Regions from separate parts of the Homo sapiens genome. Here region 1 is linked to region 2. A link is a contact called in ENCODE Hi-C or POLR2A ChIA-PET data. All regions are on one chromosome and are shown on one strand. The core of a region is the stretch at or near the end of the contact, and the rest is flanking DNA. Distances in the headings are between cores, read along the strand shown. Region 1 holds the start of DCAKD (dephospho-CoA kinase domain containing). Region 2 holds the start of GJC1 (gap junction protein gamma 1).

Region 1 (5,161 bases), core at 289-2,788, 220 kb before region 2:
AACTGGAGACAGAGTCTTGCTGTAGTCTCCCAGGCTGGAGTGCAGTGACCGGATCTTGGGCTCACTGCAACCTCCACCTCCCGGGTTCAAGCAATCCTCCTGCCTCAGCCTCCCGTGTAGCTGGGATTACAGGCATTCACCACCACGCCCGGCTAATTTTGTATTTTTAGTAGAGACGGGATTTTGCCATGTTGGCCAGGCTGGTCTCAAACTCCTGACCTCAGGTGATCCACCCGCCTTGGCCTCCCAAAGTGCTGGGATTACAGGCGTGAGCCACAGCGCCCGGCCTAGATGCTTTATTTTTTTTGAGGCAAGGTCTCGTTTTGTTGCCCAGGCTGGAGTGCAGTGGTACCATCATGGCTCTCTGCAGCCTTGACCTCCTGGGCTCAAGCCATCCTCCTGCCTCAGCCTCCCGAGTAAATGAGACCACACTGTCACCATGCCTGGCTAGTTTGTTTTTTGTTTTTTTTTTTTGTAGAGATCGGGGGTTAGTCTCACTCTTGTTTAGGCTGGTCTCGAACTCCTGGGCTCAAGTGATCCTCCCAAAGTGCTGAGATTACAGGTGTGAGCCACCGTGCCCGGCTTTTATGTATTCTTTCAACAACGCTGCACGGCTGCGATTATCCCCACTTTGAGAGGAGACAGGATGAGAGGCTGAGTGGCTTGCTAGGCTTGTATGGACAGGATGCGGGCTCTGCAATCACATGACTTTGTATGAGAGGGCAAATGGATTAACCGCTAAACATAGTTTCCTGTTGTGTAAAATGGGGATGATGATAGTATCCACCCTGCGGACTGTGCGGGCTGAGATAATCCCACAAAGTGCTCTTAGGACCTGGCAGGTGGAAAGTGCTCATGATCACCTCTGCCAAGGCTGCACAAGTAGCGAGTGGCCGAGCTTTATATCCGAAGTTAGGACCCTGCAGTTTTGCCCCTCTCCTCTCTCTCCCTCTCCTTCCCGGCTCCGGGGAAAGGAAAATTTATGGCTCCGGGTCGGGGGTTGCGGGGGACCTCTGTGCCGTGCTCCGGGGCCGAGCTCTCCCCGCCGGCCTCTCCCGCGTCCGTCCGGCCGCCCTCCCGCCCAACCTCTCCCGCCCAACCTCTCCCGCGTCCGCCCGCCCGCCCAACCTCTCCCGCGTCCGCCCGCCCGCCCAACCTCTCCCGCGTCCGCCCGCCCGCCCAACCTCTCCCGCGTCCGCCCGCCCGCCCAACCTCTCCCGCGTCCGCCCGCCCGCCCAACCTCTCCCGCGTCCGCCCGCCCGCCCAACCTCTCCCGCGTCCGCCCGCCCGCCCAACCTCTCCCGGCCCCGCCCGCCCGCCCGCCCAACCTCTCCCGGCCCCGCCCGCCCGCCCGCCCAACCTCTCCCGGCCCCGCCCGCCCGCCCGCCCAACCTCTCCCGGCCCCGCCCGCCCGCCCGCCCAACCTCTCCCGGCCCCGCCCGCCCACCCAACCTCTCCCGGCCCCGCCCGTCCAACCTCTCCCGGCCCCGCCTGCTGGCCGGACGTCCGGTCTGCAGGCGCGCGCTCCCGAGGTCCCGCCTCGCCCGCTGAGCCGGCCTGTAAGCGCTGCGGAGATTGGGCTAGAGGCGGAGGCCTGGGCCACGGCGGAGGCGCTGGGTACGTAGCGCGCCACGCGGGCCGGTGAGAGCCAGCCGGGCGCCGGGGAGGGGGCGGGCCCTGGCCGCGGCTGCTACGCGGGGCTGCCACCGCCCCGGGCGACCCAATTTCGCGGCCTAGTGGGGCGTACGGGCCTCTTTTGAAAGCCTGAGTTACGATGTATTGAGCGCGTCGTATGCGGCCAGCACTAAGGCAAGTGCTTTTATATCCACGGCCCATTGTCTTGACAGCAACCCTACCAAGCAACGTGTTATTTCCTCTGTTTTACGGCTGAGGACGCGCAGGAAGGTTTACAGCTAGAAAGGGCTGGAGATTGTGGATTCAAACTCAGGATCAGACCAAAGCCACTGCCCTTTAGAACTTTGCGGGCCGATTGATTCTTGAATCTAGCTTCTGCCACTTCAGTTGTGTGACCTTGGGGTATCTTTCCGATCCCAAGTTTGCTCATCTGAAAAATGGGAATAAAGCTACAGTATCTGTCCCATAGGGTGGGTATAAAGTGCTTTACTGTTGAGCTGAGTGATCATCTCCGATTTTCAGACCCCTCTCCTCCGCTTCCCTCTCCCCTGGGAGGCCAGTTAAGGTTTTAGTGAAGGCCCCCGGGACTGGGGCGGCGTGGATCTCACGCCCACCAACTAGTGAGGGAGGCCATCCGGCCACCCGTCTCTTCCTTCCCCAGCTCCGCAAAGGAGGCGTTGGCATTTCAGGTGTTTGCTTACAGAGTTTTCAAAGATTTTTCACTCTCCCTTAGTTGTGGGAAAATGATTCAACCTACCCAAGTGAACTTTGACATTAAGTCTCAATTCTAACGGTGAGGAAATGGAAGCCTTTGAATATGTTTTATGTCTTAAACGTGTTTGTTTTTGCAGGAGGGAGAGTGCTCATTTTACCTGAATAAATCAAGATTGAGTTGGTGTGGCACAGTGCTGGCATAGGCCTGGGGAAAGGGGTGAAATGCTAGAGATCTGGTAGATGGATAGAAAGTGGACAGACGGGTTCGGGTGGTTTTTGTCTCAGCAGGGCCCTAAATTCCCACCAAATCCTCCTCTGTCTGTCTTCACCAAGGTCTGAATCTGTCCCCTTGGTAAATAACGTTTAAATGGTCTCCGAGCCCCTCTTGGTGCCTGTACCTTAAGGAGAGAAGAAGAGGGCTGATAGCTGAAGGCAGGCAAGCCACGAACTTAGCTTTGTTTTGAAAATTACCCTCTGGGCCGGGCACGGTGGCTCACGCCTGTAATCCCAGCGCTTTGGTAGGTTGAGGAGGGTGGATCACCCGAGGTTAGGAGTTCGAGACCAGCCTGGTCAACATGGTGAAACCCCCGTGTCAACTAAAAATGCAAAAAAATTAGCCGGACATGGTGGTGCATGCCTGTAGTCCCAGCTACTCGGGAGGCTGAGGCAGAAAAATCGCTTGAACCCGGGAGGCTGAGGTTGCAGTGAGCCGAGATCGTGCCACTGCACTCCAGCCTGGGCAAGAGAGTGAGACTCCTTCTCAAAAGAAAGAAAGAAAGAAAAAATTACCTGCTGGGAGGCCGAGCGCGGTGGCTCACGCCTGGTAATCCCAGTATTTTGGGAGGCTGAGGCAGGCAGATCACCTGAGGTCAGGAGTTTGAGACCAGCCTGGCCAACATGGTGAAACTCCATCTCTACTAAAAATACAAAAAAATTAGCTGGGTGTGGTGGCGGGTGCCTGCAATCCCAGCTACTCAGGAGGTCGAGGTAGGAGAATCACTTGAACTCAGGAAGCAGAGGTTGCAGTGAGCTGAGATCGTGCCACTGCACTCCAGCCTGGGTGACAAGAGCAAGACTCTGTTTCAAAAAAAAAAAAAAAAAAAAAAAGGAAAAGAAAAAGAAAATTACCTGCTGGCACAGTTTTAGATTGATAGCTTTAGATTGAAACTTTCACATTTTTATTTTGAAGATTACAGAGGATAAAAGTTCTGGTTAATTGTGAATGTTGATATTTTAAAATAAAGCTGTTAAAATCCTCATTTAAACCTGCAGTGAAGTCTAAATATACACCATTTGATTTGATTTCCCTCATCTTTTGAAAAAAAAAAAAAGAACCACTTTTTATTTAACCATCGAAATTTCAAATCGTTCTTTTTTTCCTTTATTTTTTCCGAGATGGGATCTTGCTCTGTTGCTCAAGCTGGAGTGCAGTGGCAGTCACTGGTTACTGCACCCTTGACCTGCTGAGCTCAATCCTCCCACCTTAGCCACCAAAGTAACTAAGAGTACGGGTGTCTGTCACCACATATGGCTGATTTTTCTTTTTATTTTTAGTAGAGACGAGGTCTTGCTATGTTGCCCCGGCTGACTCCTGGTCTCAAGTGATCCTTGCATCTCAGCCTCCAAAAGTGCTGGGATTAGAGGTGTAAGCCACCATGCTTGGCCCTTTTTCCTTCTTGAACTCATATTTCCACTTTGTTTCCTCACAGAAGTTTTTTCTAATGTAATAGTTTTTGTTTTTTTGAGACAGGGTCTCTGTCACCCAGGCTGTAGTGCAGTGGCGGGATCACAGCTCACTGCAGCCTTGACCTCTTGGGCTCAAGCAATACTCCCACCTTAGCTTCCCCAGTAGCTGGGACTGCAGGCTTTCGCCACCATGCTCAGCCAATTTTTTTTTTCCAAATGAAAGCAAGATTATTAGGAAAATAATGGAATAAAGAATGGCTACACCATAGGCAGAACAGCCCTTGTGCTGCTGGTTGGCTATTTTTATGGTTCTTTCTTTCTTTTTGAGACAGAGTCTGTCTCACTCTGTCACCCAGGCTGGAGTGCAGTGGCGCAGTCTTGGCTCACTGCAGCCTCTACCTCCTAGGTTCAAATGCTTCTCAAGCCTCAGCCTCCTGAGTAGCTGGGATTACAGGTGCATGCCACCACGCCTGGCTAATTTTTGTTTTGTTTTTCTTTGAGATGGAGTCTCGCTCTGTCACCCAGGCTGGAGTGCAGTGGCACGATCTCGGCTTACTGCAACGTCTGCCTCCCGGTTTCAAGCGATTCTTCTGCCTCAGCCTCCTGAGTAGCTGGGACTATGGGCATGTACCACCATGCCTGGCTATTTTTGTATTTTTAGTAGAGACGGGGTTTCACCATATTGGCCAGGCAGGTCTCAAACTCCTGACCTCGTGATCCGCCCTCGGCCTCCCAAAGTGCTGGGATTACAGGCATGAGCCAACATGCCTGGCCTAATTTTTGTATTATTAGTAGAGATGGGCTTTTGCCATATTGGCCAGGCAGGCTGGTCTCAAACTCCTGGCCTCAAGTGATCTGCCTCCCAGAGTGCTGGGATTCCAGCTAATTTTTTTTTTTTTCCATTTTTTTGTAGAGACAGAGTCTCACTATGTTGCCCAGGCTGGTCTTGAACTCCTGGCCTCAAGTGATCCTCCTGCCTTGACTTCCCAAAGTGCTGGGATTATATGCATGAGATACTGTGCCTGACCATGTAATAATACATTTTATGCCTGAAAGCCTTTGGTTTATCATATTTCTCTGCAACAAAAATACATACAAAATTAAAACTTTTTTAAAATTGTGTTAT
Region 2 (5,010 bases), core at 1,362-3,861:
CGCTTCAGGGGAGAAAGGGGCGGGAGACAGGAGGGCAGGAGAAGGTCAGAGAGAGACTTTGCTTCTGAGGCCTTCCAATCTCCTTTAGTTCAAAGCACTCAGCACGCCAAAGCTCCATACTTTGGGATATTGTTTTCTTTCTTTCTTTTTTAAAGAGATGGGGTCTCGCTCTGTCTTCCAGGCTGGAGTGTAGTGGCATAATCATAGCCCACTGCAGTTTCCTGAGTAGCTGGGACTACAGCCACCACGCCCTGGGAAATCATTTTCTGAGCCTCAACAGTAGATATTGCCAGTTTTGCAAAGTCCGCTGGGCACGGTGGCTCATGTCTGTAATCCCAGCTCTTTGGGAGGCCAAGGCGGGCAGATCACTTGAGGTCAGGATTTGAGACCAGCCTGGCCAACATGGTGAAACCCCCTTTCTACTAAAAATACAAAAATTAGCCAGGCATGATGGCGGGCACCTGTATTCCCAGCTACTCCGGAGGCTGAGGTAGTAGAATCTTTTGAACCTGGGAGGCGGACATCGCAGTGAGCCGAGATCACCCCACTGCACTCCAGCGTGGGCGACAGAGTGAGACTCTGTTGCAAAAACAACAACAAAGTGATTTAGGCCAGGCACGGTGGCTCATGCCTGTAATCCCAGCACTTTGGGAGGCCGAGGCAGGCGGATCACAAGGTCAGGAGATCGAGACCATCCTGGCCAACATGGTGAAACCCTGTCTCTACTAAAAATACAAAAATTAGTTGGGCGTGGTTGCGTGCGCCTGTAGTCCCAGCTACTCGGGAGGCTGAGGCAGGAGAATTGCTTGAACCGGGGAGGTGGAGCTTGCAGTGAGCCTAGATGGCGCCCACTGCACTCCAGCCTGGCGACAGAGTGAGACTCTCCCTCAAAACAAAACAAAACAAAAAAGTTATTTGTACTAGTTTACAGTTGCAGGCTGTGAGAATTTTAATATTTTATTCAACAGGTACAATGATGTTGTTTCCTGTGTTATTTTAGTTACATGCTATTTATTATTTCCAGGTATTTTCAGAGTTTTCACCCTGGTCATTTTATTTTTTTCACTTATTTTTTTGAGACAGGGTCTCACTCTGTCGCTCAGGCTGGAGTGCAGTGGCGCTATCTCAGCTTACTGCAGCCTTGACCTCCCGGGCTCAAGCGATCCTCCCACCTCATGCTTGGAGTAGCTAGGATCACAGGTGCGCGTCACCACACCCGGCTAATTTTTGTATTTTTTGTAGAGATGGGGGTTTTGCCATATTGTCCAGGCTGGTCTGGAACCCCAGGGCTCAAGCAATCCGCCTGCCTAGGCCTCCCAAAGTGCTGGAATTACAGGCGTGAGCCACCGCGCCCATCCCACACTTGTCATTTTAAATACATCTGTAGAGAGGCAATGTGATAAGGCGTGGGGACAGACTACAGCAATCACAGGGAGAAGTACTTAAATGCTCCGAGGCCAAGCAGGTCATGAAATGATTTAAGCAGCTGAGTGGGGACATTGCCTACCCGGACAAGGTGACTCAAGAGGAGCTGCCATGTGAAAAGAGAAGCTCAAAGTAAGCAGCTTTTGACTTTTTAGGGAGGCCAGAAATCTGGATTTTAATATTTTGGTAACTAATTCATATTTTTGGAAAACATACTGGCCACACAAAACTGGTCAGTGCATTAGATGCCTAGCCTTCAAGATTTCCACTCTGGGGCTACCCCTTAGGGCTTGGCTTTGGGTGGGGGAGTTTGACTTGCAGCAAGTAACCTCACTTGTTAGCGCTTAATTTCCCCTCTGGTCAAAAGGGCAAAATAATAAAAGCCTGTCCATCGGCATTCTGATGCTCAGATGAGATCATTCCAGAGGTCGCCCATCTCTTTACTGAGCCTTCCTTTATTACCCAAAGTCTTACTCTACTTAAAGCATTTGGAGAATTTTCGGTTTCCTACTGGGCATTTTAAAACTGGGGATTCCTATGCATGAAAATTTTTCCCAAGTCCTCTGAATGGGATCCTGCTGGGATGCAAAGAGTTAAGAGGAAATAGCCTATTAGGGTCTTGCTAATCCGAGAAGTTCAGGACCTGAAAAGTATCTAGAGCACTGCTAAGAGCCCCGACTCTAGCTAGATCCACGCAGGGCCCGCCAGATCCTCGAGGAATTGTAGAGCAGAACCTGGGAGGAGACATTAGCATCCCGTGCTACAATGGACCAAGGCCTCGGCGGAGCGCGCAGAAGACAACTCTGGGCCCGCTAAACCAACCCAGGATACCCAGGTAAGGCGAGAACCCACGGCGCCGTTAGCGGCCCGCTCAAACTGAGGCGCGGCTGGCGGGGGACTCTCGCCCGAAAATCAGCTTGGAAGAATGAACTGTCCGGAGCGAAGTCTGCGCCCACCCGGGGTCCAGACTCCACGCGGGTGACTCCCACGCGCGCCGCGCCTCCGCCGCGTCCCGGACTATCCGAGAGAGCGGCGAGGACTCGACCGCGGAAAGTTGGCGCTCGCGTCGCTTCCCGCGCGTTCTGGGGCGCCCCCCTCCCACTCGAGCGCCACGTGCCGCGCGCCCCCCGCTCCCGGGCCGCGGCGGGACGCCCCCGCCCCCACCGCAGCGCGCAGTGCGCAGGCGCCTTCCCGCGGGTCGCGGCGGCGGGAGCGGGAGGCGGCGGCGGCGGCGGCAGCGGCGGGAGCGGCTTCTGCCTCGGCTGGAGACTGAGGCGAAGGCGGCAGCGGCGGAGGAGGTGGAGGAGAGGCGAGGGTGAAGGCGATGGCGACGCGGGGCACATGAGGCCGCGACCGGCGGGACGGGCCGAGGCCCGGCGGAGGAGGCGGCTCCGGGGGAACCCGCCGCCGGGTGAGGGGCGGCCGCAGGGCCGGCTGAGGAGAAGCGGGCCAGGGGCGGGGTCCCAGGGGGAGGCGGGAGAACTCTTGGGGAGCCCGGGGAGGGGCCGAGGAGAACCTCCGGAGGTCCGGGGAGGAGCGCGGCCAGAGCGGGAGAAGGAGGGGGGCGCCGCCGAGGGGTTCCCGCCGAGTCCGGAGGGGCGTCGCCGGCCCGCGTCCTGCCACTGTCCCCGGCGCACCCTCCCTCTTTGTCCCCAGGCGCGCGGCTCCCAAATCGGGAGGGAAACGGCTCGGGGGTGTCCTGGGCCGCGGAGGTGTCGGGCGACGGTCGGGGAGCCCGGACAGAAGCGGCGCGCACTCGGCGGCGCCCCGGCGGTGCCGACAACTACCCGGGCGGTTAGGGGCGCAGGGCGGAGCCGGGCCGCCCCTCGCCGCCCGGGCTCTTCGCGGGCTGCTCTTTGTCTCCCCGACCTCGATCCCTGCGTCTCCGGCGGCGTGCGGGCTCGTCTGAGGCTTCCCGCATCTCCCCGCTGGAACTCCTGCCTCCCGGGGGTTAGAGGAGGGTTCGTTCGAGGGCTGGAAGCGGGAAAGCGGGGCGGAAGGACTGGGCTCATCGCCTCCTGATTAACTCGTTGTCTTTACTTAAAATGACTTTTCCCCCACTTTGTCAAACTTGAGAACTGTTTTGTGTGTGTGTGTGTTTCCTTAAGTCTCTAGCTTCAAAATTAAGAGTAGGCGCTACCGCTGTGATTGTGGGCAGTTGTGTGGTTGGCGGCTGCGTTTGGAGCTCTGAGTTGAAAAGATGTACGTGAATGTATGGTTTAGATTTTGTTCTTTTTTTTGCGATTGTCTGATTGGGAGTACTTTTCCTTTGCGAAATGGGCGAATTTGGTTTTCTTTTTGTTCATTGAGAACTGGCAGTGATACCGATTTCATTATGCTCATGCTTAATTTTGTTAGCATCAAGACGATGTGAAATCGAGTAAGTTAAGTTTGAATAAGTTCAGGCTGAGGGTCATCTTGTATGCCTGATAAGTCTAAATTTGTTATATGTTTGTGTCGTGTATACGTTCAAGTGAATATATGTGAAAGCGCTATAAAAAATCAAACTACATAAATGAAAGGGATTTTAATTTCCTGATAAGCAGGAAACAGCATATCTCCAGTACTTTAATATCTGTAGAAAAATGCGTTAATAATGTCATTTAGGAATAAAATATTTCTCTCCCTAGAGAGGGTTTAGGTATTATTCAGAGTAAAAGAGCAAAAAAATTTCAACCTCAGAGGGTATGGAAAAAAACAGAAAAATACCCTTACTTCCAGAGCTCCTGATTAAAATATTGTGAGTTGTGGGTTAAGTTTACTGATTTAAAAAAAACTTAGCATAGAGTTGTATCACTGCAGTTGCTTTGAATGTCTTAAGTACTGTGTAATGTCAGAATTAAACACGAACTAACTTTTCTGGGTAGAAGGTAAAAAGCTCCAATAAACAGATCTTAGTTTTCCCCAGATTTTTGTGCCCAGAGTGCTGTAGGCAAAGGGCATATTGAAGAGATACATAGAAGTTGTATGGAAGGTCTGTTAATATTTGTCCTGATTTGTAATGGCTTAATATTATTTACTACTTAAACTGTTGTGCATTTTTCCAAAGCATTTCAAACAACCTCTTCAAAAGCCAGCACTTTTAACTTTTGAGGTTGTGTGACTTAAGAATTGTTTTCTACCAGAAACAGTTCTCTTAAAAAGTTCTACCACAGTTCTCTTAAAAAGGAGCAAAGGACCTGGTAATTTTCTCTGTAATCAATTCATGCAGGTAAAATTGAGTTTTAGCCTTTAATCCAGAGGACTTAATTAACATATCTCCAGCATAACAATCTTACTTATAAATGCTGTTATCCTTTGTCAATTAAATTTTATTCTTATATTTGTATAAGTCAGCCAAAGGGAAGGAATGCAGGGTTGTGTTTCTGATTAGTCCACTTCCCCCCAGGTCCAGGCTTGCCTATCAATTGAGTAATGAGGATCTTAGAATACAGGATATATAATTTAAATCCAGAGCATCGTTCTCTTAACAAATGCTTAGTGTTTGTTCCATGCCTAATTCAATGCAAAGTGATGAGTTCCAAAAAATATTGCTTTATTTGTTGTATGTTCACATTTCAAAATTGGTGAGGTGTGTTCTTTTTT

Evidence for each region. Hi-C counts contacts between places; a loop is a spot of excess contacts on that map. ChIA-PET counts read pairs that join two places held with the same protein, here RNA polymerase II (POLR2A). Pooled maps may share reads with other maps.
Region 1: a loop to region 2 is called in a pooled map, with 3 times the contacts of the local background. The contact joins the promoter of DCAKD here to the promoter of GJC1 in region 2. A Hi-C loop is called at or near these places in 2 of 50 pooled maps. POLR2A ChIA-PET finds 5 or more read pairs at or near these places in 7 of 52 experiments (BJ, CD8-positive, alpha-beta memory T cell, H1 and 4 more).

What each region holds. Positions count from the first base shown.
Region 1 is chr17:45,048,009-45,053,169 of GRCh38, reverse strand. DCAKD (dephospho-CoA kinase domain containing) reads left to right here and starts at 1,538. Exons shown (of 5, transcript NM_001288655.2): 1 at 1,538-1,809. RefSeq lists a silencer at 1,398-1,897 and an enhancer at 4,983-5,161.
Region 2 is chr17:44,827,888-44,832,897 of GRCh38, reverse strand. It overlaps GJC1 (gap junction protein gamma 1), which reads left to right and starts at 2,611. Exons shown (of 3, transcript NM_005497.4): 1 at 2,611-2,836. RefSeq lists enhancers at 1,006-1,979, 1,980-2,953 and a silencer at 3,009-3,298.